Regions from separate parts of the Homo sapiens genome. Here region 1 is linked to region 2. The links are chromatin loops, found by intact Hi-C in ENCODE. Cell type or tissue: Caco-2. All regions are shown on one strand. Each heading gives the region's core, and the rest is flanking DNA. Links, peaks and the distances in the headings are about the cores only. Region 1 overlaps PRDM8 (PR/SET domain 8). Region 2 overlaps BMP3 (bone morphogenetic protein 3).

Region 1 (5,381 bases), core at 119-5,118, 840 kb before region 2:
CCTGCGACATCCCTGAGAATGCTATATTTGGTCCCTGTGTCCTGAGCCATACTTCCCTATATGACAGCATAGCTTTCATAGCTCTCAAGTCTACTGACAAGAGAACAGTACCGTATATCTTTCGGGTAAGTCTCCACTGTAGCTGTGTAGGTGTATGAGGGTAATGTCCTGTTGGAAATGGACTAAAAATAATTATAATGACAAGTGGAGATAGGTTTTGCCTGTGGAAAAATGCAATAATGCAAGCAATCCCATTTCACACATCAAAAATTAGAAAAGGAAAATTAAACTCAAATTATTGTCAACTGATTTTTTGGAATAAATGACAAAATTTGATTTGGAATGTTAGAAATATCTAAATCAGTGCTTCAGTTCTGGATTATCCTGGTGATGAACACGACTTCCTAAACTCTGGGAGATTTCACTGGGGTGGAGGCTATTTGCATACTAACTAGTTTCTGCAAGTTCTTTGACAAGTATTGGGTACATCTGCCTTCCATTTGAGGAGGCTTCTTCATCCCCTAAAGATTAGTTTCTTTGGTAATATTAGCTAGTGCCCAGAGTTTGTATTTAAATAAAAATGTTTATGGTTTTGACAGTAAAGCATCATCAAATCCATATGTCTGAATTGGAAGATTCAGACCTCTCATTTCCTATTCTTCTTTACAAAGAAAATCTATTAATTGTTCTAGCCAAGATTAGGAACATGATTGCCATAGCATAATTTCTAAGATCTAAGCTTGCTTTATTTCTGAAACAAACAAAATTCTCCATACCTTTGTAATGTGGAATAACTTAGAAGTAAACTCTCAAGGGGTTAACACTAAATTATAAGAAGAAATTTCCTCATTTAGTATTCAACCAATATATAAAAACGGTGACTTAAATAAACTATATGATTGATGCAGTGTTTCAAAGAATGGTTATCTTGCCTAATGGTTACAAACATGAGGACAGGTCCCAGCTTGGGCCAAACTTTTGGAAGCGTGGTCTCAGACAATTTTTGGAAAAGACTAACATAGAAGAAATGGTCTTGATTCTTCTGATTTCATTCCCTCATGAGGGTCCCTCTCCCCCTCTCCTTCTTGTCTTCTTTCATTTATTTCAAACCGCAGGTAGACACCTCAGCAGCAAATGGTTCCTCAGAAGGTCTCATGTGGCTGCGGTTGGTCCAATCGGCCAGAGATAAGGAAGAGCAGAACCTTGAAGCCTACATAAAAAACGGACAGCTGTTCTACCGCTCTCTCCGCAGGATTGCCAAAGACGAGGAGTTACTAGTTTGGTACGGGAAAGAACTGACTGAGTTACTCTTGCTCTGCCCCTCTAGATCCCACAACAAAATGAATGGTAGGTTGGCTCGCGACCGGCGTGTGGGCCCTTAACTAGCGGGGGAGAGACGCAGGGAGCGGCAGGGGCTCACCCGGCGCGTTGGCGCGCCTTTCTTCCCTTCGGGTGTCTCATAGGAAGATTCTGAGATGTAGTCTGGAATGAAGTTAAACAGATAGGTGAGGATAAAGCGAGGAAACTTGCTTGTTTGCTGTATTCCCTCCAAATCAGGAGGGAAAGTTAGATCAGGTTGGTCATTCTTTTCTCAGGCACTCAGGCCCTGAGAAATGAAGGTGGATTTGTCAAGGGGATGGTGGCAAACTGGCTTGGGGGCGATGCTGAGTAATCATGTGGTGTGCGTGTGTGTGTGTGTGTGCGTGCGTGCGTGTGTGTGGTGTTTGCTCACTAAGCAGGGTCGTCCCCTTACACATGCCTGGAATGCAGCCAACGTTTCCAGTTTGAGTTCCCCTATGTGGCGCATCTGCGTTTCCGCTGCCCCAAGAGACTTCACAGCGCTGATATAAGTCCCCAAGACGAACAAGGCGGCGGCGTGGGCACCAAGGACCACGGGGGCGGCGGCGGCGGTGGCAAAGACCAGCAGCAGCAGCAGCAGGAGGCACCTTTAGGCCCGGGTCCCAAGTTTTGCAAAGCCGGCCCCCTCCACCACTACCCATCCCCCTCCCCGGAAAGCAGCAACCCATCCGCTGCCGCCGGCGGCAGCAGCGCGAAGCCATCCACAGACTTCCACAACCTGGCCAGGGAGCTGGAAAACTCCCGGGGAGGCAGCAGCTGCTCCCCAGCCCAGAGCCTCAGCAGCGGTAGCGGCAGCGGCGGCGGCGGCGGCCACCAGGAGGCGGAGCTGAGTCCCGACGGCATCGCCACGGGCGGCGGCAAAGGAAAGAGGAAATTCCCGGAGGAGGCGGCGGAGGGCGGCGGTGGCGCTGGTCTGGTAGGGGGCCGGGGCCGCTTCGTAGAGCGGCCCCTCCCGGCCTCCAAGGAGGATCTGGTGTGCACACCGCAGCAGTACCGAGCCTCGGGCAGCTACTTCGGCCTGGAAGAGAACGGCCGCCTCTTCGCGCCGCCAAGTCCCGAGACGGGCGAGGCGAAGCGCAGCGCCTTCGTGGAGGTGAAGAAGGCTGCCCGCGCGGCCAGCCTGCAGGAGGAGGGGACAGCCGACGGCGCGGGAGTCGCCTCCGAGGACCAGGACGCTGGCGGCGGCGGCGGCTCCTCCACGCCCGCGGCCGCGTCACCGGTGGGCGCCGAGAAGCTGCTGGCCCCGCGGCCTGGGGGCCCGCTGCCCAGCCGGCTCGAGGGCGGCAGTCCTGCGAGGGGCAGCGCCTTCACTTCGGTGCCGCAGCTGGGCAGCGCGGGCAGCACCAGCGGTGGGGGCGGAACGGGCGCCGGGGCCGCAGGCGGCGCGGGCGGGGGCCAGGGCGCCGCGTCGGACGAGCGCAAAAGCGCCTTCTCGCAGCCAGCACGCTCTTTCTCGCAGCTGTCCCCGCTGGTGCTGGGCCAGAAGCTGGGCGCGCTCGAGCCATGCCACCCCGCCGACGGCGTGGGCCCCACCAGACTCTATCCCGCCGCCGCGGACCCTCTAGCGGTGAAGCTCCAGGGGGCCGCGGACCTGAACGGAGGTTGCGGGTCCCTGCCGAGCGGCGGCGGCGGCCTGCCTAAGCAGAGCCCCTTCCTGTACGCCACCGCCTTCTGGCCCAAGAGCTCCGCTGCCGCTGCAGCCGCGGCTGCGGCGGCGGCCGCGGGGCCCTTGCAGCTGCAGCTGCCCTCGGCGCTCACGCTGCTGCCGCCCTCCTTCACCTCGCTGTGTCTGCCCGCGCAGAACTGGTGCGCCAAGTGCAATGCCTCCTTCCGCATGACCTCCGACCTGGTGTACCATATGAGGTCGCACCACAAAAAGGAGTATGCGATGGAGCCCTTGGTGAAGCGGCGGCGAGAGGAGAAACTCAAGTGCCCCATCTGCAATGAGTCCTTCAGGGAGCGCCACCACCTCTCCAGGCACATGACCTCGCATAATTGACTCGGAAAGGACCCCAGCTTTCCACGCGCGCGCAAGCACAGTTAAGCCACCTGCAGGAATAAACACGCGAGAACATCCACCGCTTCCTTGCACCCCGAAACCCTGCACAAAGACACATACATTCACCGCCCCCCCGCCCCCCCAACGCGCACACACACGTCCTCTCCTCCCAGGAACCTCATTCAAATATTTACCCGGGACACACACCCCCCCCCACACACACACACAGACACACTCACACACAAGAGCCAGGATGGTGGAGTTTTGATTGGGTGGGTTGTTTGAGGGGGTTTTCTTTTGAATGCACGCATTTTCACTTTCCCCAAAACAAAGGTACATTTTTTAAAATGTCATATATTGCAACATATTGATGCATTTGTCATACGTTTCTACTTAAATTATTAAGCACTTACGATTTAGATGTAATAATTATATGTAAGGGCAAAATTTATTTTAGATATAAAGTAAAGGAGGAGGGTGAGATGCTTTCTGCATTTCTTGATGACAGTTTGTGTTCCTACAAAAATAAACAAAATGAATAAAAAGGGATCACCATTCAATTTGAGTTTCCAGGGGGAAGTGCATGTATAATGAAATGATAATGGACTTCAATGAAGAATGTCATCAATTATGTACATATGTATTTTCTTTTAATACAAAGTGTAATTTTGTGCCAGTGAAATGGAGTCTGAATAGTTATGTGTTTCTTTTATCCCTGGAAATATTTATTAAACTTTATAGTTTATCCGAGTATGTTGGATGCTTTGACAATAAATGACTATTTTCTTCAAAGCAAATATTTGGAAAGTTTTTAAATTTTATCGTTGTAGTTAAGGACTATACTTTGAGTAAATGTCACTTATTTTCACTGAGTTCCTGAAAAGAAGGGAAGAAACAGCATAAGAGAGAATGATAAACCTGGCACCATTTGCATTTATGTACTCTAAGCCAATTTTGAGCCTAAAAGAAGATAAGTTTTTATTATCACTTCGAAAATATTTAGCTGGAAAGTGTTGTGCATCTTGATCAAAGACAAATCATTTAGACAAAGATGCCTGCCATGCAGCTAACCTGTCACTGGGACACCAGCATTCTTTTCAGCAGCAGGATAATTAGCATCTTCACAAATGGTCTGAGACAAACAATGTTCAGGCTGGGATCTGTGAGACCAGATGAAAAGCCCACTTTAGGTTCTACTAGTGATGGCTAAATAGAAGGGTATCTTGTACTCTAATGTCATTACAATGGCATTCTGTCATAAGCTATTTAGAGATCCTGTGGGGAGTTTCCCTAAAAACCAAGGTGGAATGACCGTGGTTTGATCATGGTCTATGTATTGCAAGGCCCATCTTTCCTTCTAAAGGCATGGACAACTGTATAGCCTCTGCAAAAAACGCGTCCTGAAACATTACAATGCAGAAAAACCTGACGATTGCCCTCCTCTTTCTACTCTTCCCTTTATGAAAAGTACTTCTGTACTCTTTACATACTGATAACTAATTAAATATTGAGTGTAGAAAGTCTAGGTGTATGTGATACGACCAGTAACCATTAGACATAAAACCAAATGAACGATAATTCTTTAGGCCTTAGGATAGCATGCACTTAATCCACAGGCATCTTCATAGTCACTCTGGAAACAGGCACTGCACTGGTTTAGCTATCACAGGAGTTGTCTCATTTTTTTTCTCCTTTCTTCACATCCTGAAGACTCTCCCCTGTATATGAAGGTGGAAGCTTGTGAAAAGGTCTGACATGGGAAGTGTATACAAGGTCTCATTACAGGCTTTGCAATGGTTTTCCCTAACAGGATATTAAAGCCTTCATTATTTTAGGACCTCTACAAAGCAAGTTATGATTAGGGCAGGGAGCAGGTTAAGAGTAGGTATAGAGCAAAATGATGTACCTATTGGGAATGTGACCTAGATTGCTAAAAAAGCAGGTGTGGTTCTTTAAGATCATCCAAATATATATATATATATATTTGCTACATTTCTTTGAGGCCTGCTCTCAGTTTTCCTAG
Region 2 (5,381 bases), core at 144-5,143:
TTAGTTGCATGAAATTAATTTAAAGATGAATTAAGGGTAATTGCTGTACTTGGTGTTAAGTGAAATGGTTTTCAAGTAGAGAAAAGATTATTAGTGTTTTGTTTTTTCTATTACCTAAAGCTAAGTGTTAGGTGATCTAACTTCCATGGTTGGCTGAACCGCTAAGAAGTAAAGTCATCTAATATTGCTATTCTCAGTTTCTTCATCTATCAAATGGGTTAAGTTATACCTCCTGTGCCTGTCTCACAGAAAGATGGTGAAACTCAATTGACAAAGTGAATGCAAAGATGCTTTAAAAGTTTTGAAGTCCTATATAAATTAGGTATTCTAACATTCTTAATATTTTGAGATTATTTCCCTCTGGCTTTCCACAAAGCATTAAACATATCTCAAATGTTGATAATATGTACTTGTCTGTAGCACAGATGATGATGTAAAAATAGTTAGTAATCATCTGTGCAATCTATGATATCCCAAACCTATATTCAACAAATGTACTATTTTCTGTCCTGACCATGGTGGCTGAGGGGTGTAGGGTTATGCTTTTTTAGAGAGATTTCTTGAAGTTAATTGTTCTCAAAGTATAGTTCGTGGACTAGCTGCATCAGTATTACTTAGAACCTTGTTAGAAATTCTCTAGCCCATACTAGACCCGCGGAATCAAACTCTGGTGACGGAGCTCAGAAATATGTGTTTTAAAAAGCCATCTACAAGATTCTGATCCATATTTGAGAAACACTGCTCTAAGCTTCTGTCCCTAGAGTTTTGAGTATTTTATATCAAAACCAGCCTCTTAAAATCTAGAATTGATTATCATGTTATTCCTGATCTCATCTGGCCCTTTTAGTGGGCCTATCCATAAACAAATGGTTTATTGACTTATATAATGGTAAGCTTTTTAAAATATATACCTTAGAAGGTATATTACTGCCTTTATGATGGTTTTGCCATAAAGAAGTCTTCAAAATAAGTTAATCAAGACTGCTTACCCTTCACTCATAGCTGCAGAGAGTTTATGATATAATAAATTTGCTAGAAGAAAAATATGGTATGAGCAGGGGCCTACAAAGCAAGTCCCTGGAGGACATGGAGTCTATCTCAATTCATCTTTGTGTTCTGAGGACCTAGCACAGTTTGCCATGTAGTTGACACTCACTAAATACTTCAGTTGAGTTGAGTTACATATTCAGGAGAAAAGATGAGATAGTTCAAAAGCTATCAGCCAGGCAAATATCCTTTAAAAATAAACTTGCCTTGAAGGAATTTCTTATGGGGCATTTTACCATTTATATATTAAATGGCAATACTATTCTACTTCATATACAATGATTATAATAATTCTTTTCTAATGAACTGAAAGGAAATATCATATGGTATTTATACCCAAGAAGGGCTCTTGCTGATTTTGGGAACTTGAAATTACTTGAAAGTTTTTATGCTTTGGTGTTAAGTAGGAAACACTTTTAAATCTGTTAAGTTTAGAGAGTTGTTCATTCAACACACCTAACAAATACCTTTTGGGACTTAAGTGCTCCAGGCTGTGTGAAGTACTAGGAATTCAAAGATCTATAGAACATAGGTCTGCCCTCTCAGCACTCACAGTCTAGGAATGCCTTTGGGCAGAGGCTAAGAGTAGATAAACTGATTAATGAACATTTTACTATTCTAGAAAAACATACATCATATCATCTTTGGCTGTTTTTACTTTGGACATAGAGAATGGTTGTTTTGAGGTCCCATAAAGCACAGTCATTTGACTGGGACTATGAAGGAGAAACACAATTCTATGACTTTGTGTTCTTTGTAGAATTCTTCCTTTTGCCTGTGCCTGAAAGTTAAAGGCAGCACAGGGATGCTGCAATCTTGACTAAGTAATCTGCAGCAAATATTCAGCCAGTGACTGAGGGTGGATGTGTCCCTGTCCTAGGCACCCCTGGCATTTCTAGCAGCTGTATTTTGTTTGAAGAAAGAAGTTGGGGCAGCGGGAGGTGGTTGTTCTTTGTCACATATTTTCTGTATGACTAAAATGTTTTCCCTGCTTCCTGGGGATTTAGCTAATCATCAAGATTTCATTTAGTCTATTTGTTTTAAAATCAGACTTTACATAGAAAGCTTTCCATTGTATGTTCTAATTCCCCTTGCAAACGTTCTGTGTGGGCCAGCACAAAGGTGAACTTCCCCTTACCACTCCCTGGACACAGCCTCAGCTACTCCTGGAGAGGCACTGAAGTGTTGCAATAGCATGGCTGGCCTTAAGTCCCGAAGTCAGAACCCGACTTCCTGAAATGAGTCCTTGGTTTCATCAGGTTCAAGTGCTTTGTTTTTAGATAAAAACAGAAATAAATCTTCTACCTTTATATAATAATCAAACTCCTTTTAAAACGCCTATCTGACTTTCTCTCCAAAGTCAATTGCTAGCTAGCTTGCTAACTCCTAGGGTCCTTCATGTTTGCATTTCTCTAATGAGTAGGTTGAACTAAATTTGCTCATGCATATAAAAAAAGCTTTAGGGTCAAGCCCTGTGTTGGAGGCTGAAGAGTCTGATATAATTTAGAGCCTTGTCTTTAAGGAACTTATGGCCTTAAGAAGGAGCAAAGGTGTAATGAAAATGGTAATAGAGGCAGGATCCTAGCCAAGGAAATGGGTTGTCATGACAAGCTTGCATCCAGGAATGGTATCTCTGCCTTGCCTTAAAAAACAAATCTGGATTATCAAGGAGAAAAATCGTGGGTAGAGACATTGCAGAGAGAAGCAGCAACAGGTGCAAAGTCCCAACAAGTGTGTAAAAGAGAGTATAGCTTGTTCAGAAACTCACCTGACTTCCAACCTCCTTTTCAATTCTCAGGTGTTAAAACTCTAGAAAATTCAAAATATAAGATTATAATGCTAATGGTAAACCCTAACTAGGCTGCAATAAATACATTCCCATGTGCCAGTGCCAGCAAACAGTAAGAAAATAGCACCACCTATTGGTAGTCACATTTTGGCATCAAAATATTTCTTTGGGGAAAGCTAGAAAACAAAGCCGGTTATAGTTACTTGCAAGGGATGAGACGTTCTCTCGTTCACTTTCACACTCTACTCTACCATAAAAACATCCTCCTGTAATAGTCTTGACTTACCTCCAGTTGCCCCAGTCCCACAGATGGATCTCACTAAGTAAAACAGTTTGAAAGTCATGACTTATATTGGCTTGGATTTGGCCTCCATTTAACTATCACCGTTAGACTGCATTCTCATCTTTGACACTGGAAAGAAAAACCCTGATCTCTCCACAGTCCCTTAAATATTGGAAAATAATTCTCATATCATTGCTAAACTTTTTTTTCTCCCTCCAGGCAATGTTTTCTTATTTATTCAACTCAAATCTATGAGATAGTTTCCAGACCCCTCAACATCTGGGTTACTTTCCAAGTTGCTCTCTTCTGCATTAATAAACTGGTTACAATGAGAGCACCCAAAATGAGGCATGCAATTCCAGATATATTTAGATGATCAGTGTAGCATACAATTAATATTTTCTAGTACCGAATACTATCCACAGCCTAAAAACGCATAAGTATTTTTTGTAACCTGAAAAAATCCACCCTTTTTTTTATCATTATTATATCGGTTTGCTCTTATTAATCAGGAAGTACACTTCAGGTTTTTGATTCAATCATTCCCAATAGATAAGTATCTGAATATTTCAGAAGACTAGAAAAGGTGAATATTAAGGTATTTTTTATTTACTGATATTCAAACGTAGATATTTGTGTGCATAGATAAAGCTGTGCTACAACTCATGGGGAAGAGAGAGACAATGCAAATCTTCTGTTCATAAGTATGGAAAGTTACTCACCTTACAAGTTAATATAAAATCTAAAAAGTAAAAGAGCATGAAAGTAATTGAGTAGATATTATCATGCACTGCTATTTGCAGGAAGCCGTTTACCTCACTCTTATTTACTTCTCTATATACATTCACTTGACCCCATGCTGCTCGCTTATTACAATTTTTTTCATCCATTGTAAATGCTCAGCAACTATTTGTTAAGTTGCTTTGGAGAGAAGATCATTAACTTACACAAAAATAAAGTGTTTTAGAATCAGAGAAGGCAAAAATAAAGTATGGGTTAGAAAAGTCAAAGTCAATGAATGCTTTGTGAAATGGCTGATAATTCTAGCTTATTGTTTTGCTTCTTGGTTTTTTTTAAACCCAGGAGGGAGAGGACCTAGAACAGGCAGAGATCCCTAGCCTAGGTGGAAATAACAAGAGCAAACACATCAAGTGTTGGGCATAACATAATGCCTTTGGTTAGCCTTCAGATTGGCCATTCCTTGCTCAACTTGGATGACTTAGACATTCACTAGAACTTCAATTCTATAGAACTACTAGAACTTCAATAACTAAGTTAATTGTAAGTATTTTTATATTTTCTATTTAAAACATTGGCAACATTTCTTTTGCAAAAGCTTCCAGACATACAGCATTGCATACTGCTAGAATGTGTTCCTTCCATCCCCTCACCAAGATTTCTTTCTTCCTTCATCTTTAAAAGTCTGGTCCAAAGATTACTTCCTACCTGTGTGTTTCTTTGCCTCTACCTGGGTAAAGTTAATGGCTCCCAATTCTGCTCCAAGCATAGCTAACACCTTCGGCAGCTTGTATTATCATCATGGCATAGTCTTTTTTTTTTCCTTTCCATTTTGACTACAAAACTAGTGATTATTCTAGACCACAACCATCCAATAGAGATATAAGGGGAGCCACAAATGTTAGTCACATATGTAATTTAAAAATTTTAGTAGCCACATTTCAAAGTGTGAAAAGCAACAAGTGAGATTAATTTTAATAATATATTTAATGCAATATAGTTCAATAAAGTCACTTTAACACACACTGGCTTAATATAAAATGTATTGCTACGATATCTTATATTCATTTTCTTACCAAGTCTTCAAAATTCAGTATGTATTTTATACTTACAGCACATCTCAATTTGAATGTAAGTGGCTACATACTATCATACTGGAAACCACAGTTCTAGTTAGCTAACATTTATTGAATACTTTCTGTGTGCTTTATGTGCCTTCTCTCAATTAATCCTCGCAACAACTCTATAGTTGCTACTACTAGACCCACTTTATAGATAAGCACACCAAAACTTAAAGAGCTTAGGTTATTTGTCTGAGGGCTGCTATTGGTTGTAGTGAAATTGCAACTGGACCAACAGGCTTTGACTTCATAAGAAAGCACTGGTTTAAAATGAGAGCCATTGGAAGAGGCAGTAAGACAGATTCTGAGACTTTTACAAAACGATGTTGTAGATTAGACACAGAGGTAGAGGCTAATTAACAGCAGGTCACAAGGTGACTAGAAGGAAACATGTTTGAAAGAA

Evidence for each region. A loop is a pair of places that touch in the nucleus more often than their neighbours do. Peaks named below come from ENCODE experiments on the same cell type or tissue, not always from the same donor. Only the 100,000 strongest peaks of a DNase experiment are listed, where the experiment ranks them.
Region 1: a loop joins it to region 2, with 21 times the contacts of the local background. A loop is called at or near these places in 8 of 110 quality-filtered maps.

The regions. Positions count from the first base shown.
Region 1 is chr4:80,200,175-80,205,555 of GRCh38, forward strand. It overlaps PRDM8 (PR/SET domain 8), which reads left to right. Exons shown (of 4, transcript NM_001099403.2): 2 at 1-125; 3 at 1,116-1,347; 4 at 1,740-4,155. The coding sequence ends at 3,358. Among named protein-coding and RNA genes, the nearest start is that of PRDM8, 5.4 kb to the left of the region's middle. RefSeq lists an enhancer at 650-1,849 and silencers at 2,212-2,291, 2,752-2,851. In Caco-2, for the core only: a CTCF peak has its summit at 2,180 (motif pointing right); a DNase peak (open chromatin) is centred at 2,177; H3K4me3 peaks cover 1,238 bases; H3K27me3 peaks cover 139 bases.
Region 2 is chr4:81,037,277-81,042,657 of GRCh38, forward strand. The region is part of intron 1 of BMP3 (bone morphogenetic protein 3); the gene reads left to right. Among named protein-coding and RNA genes, the nearest start is that of BMP3, 9.3 kb to the left of the region's middle. In Caco-2, for the core only: a CTCF peak has its summit at 2,966 (motif pointing left); no DNase peak of the experiment used is centred there.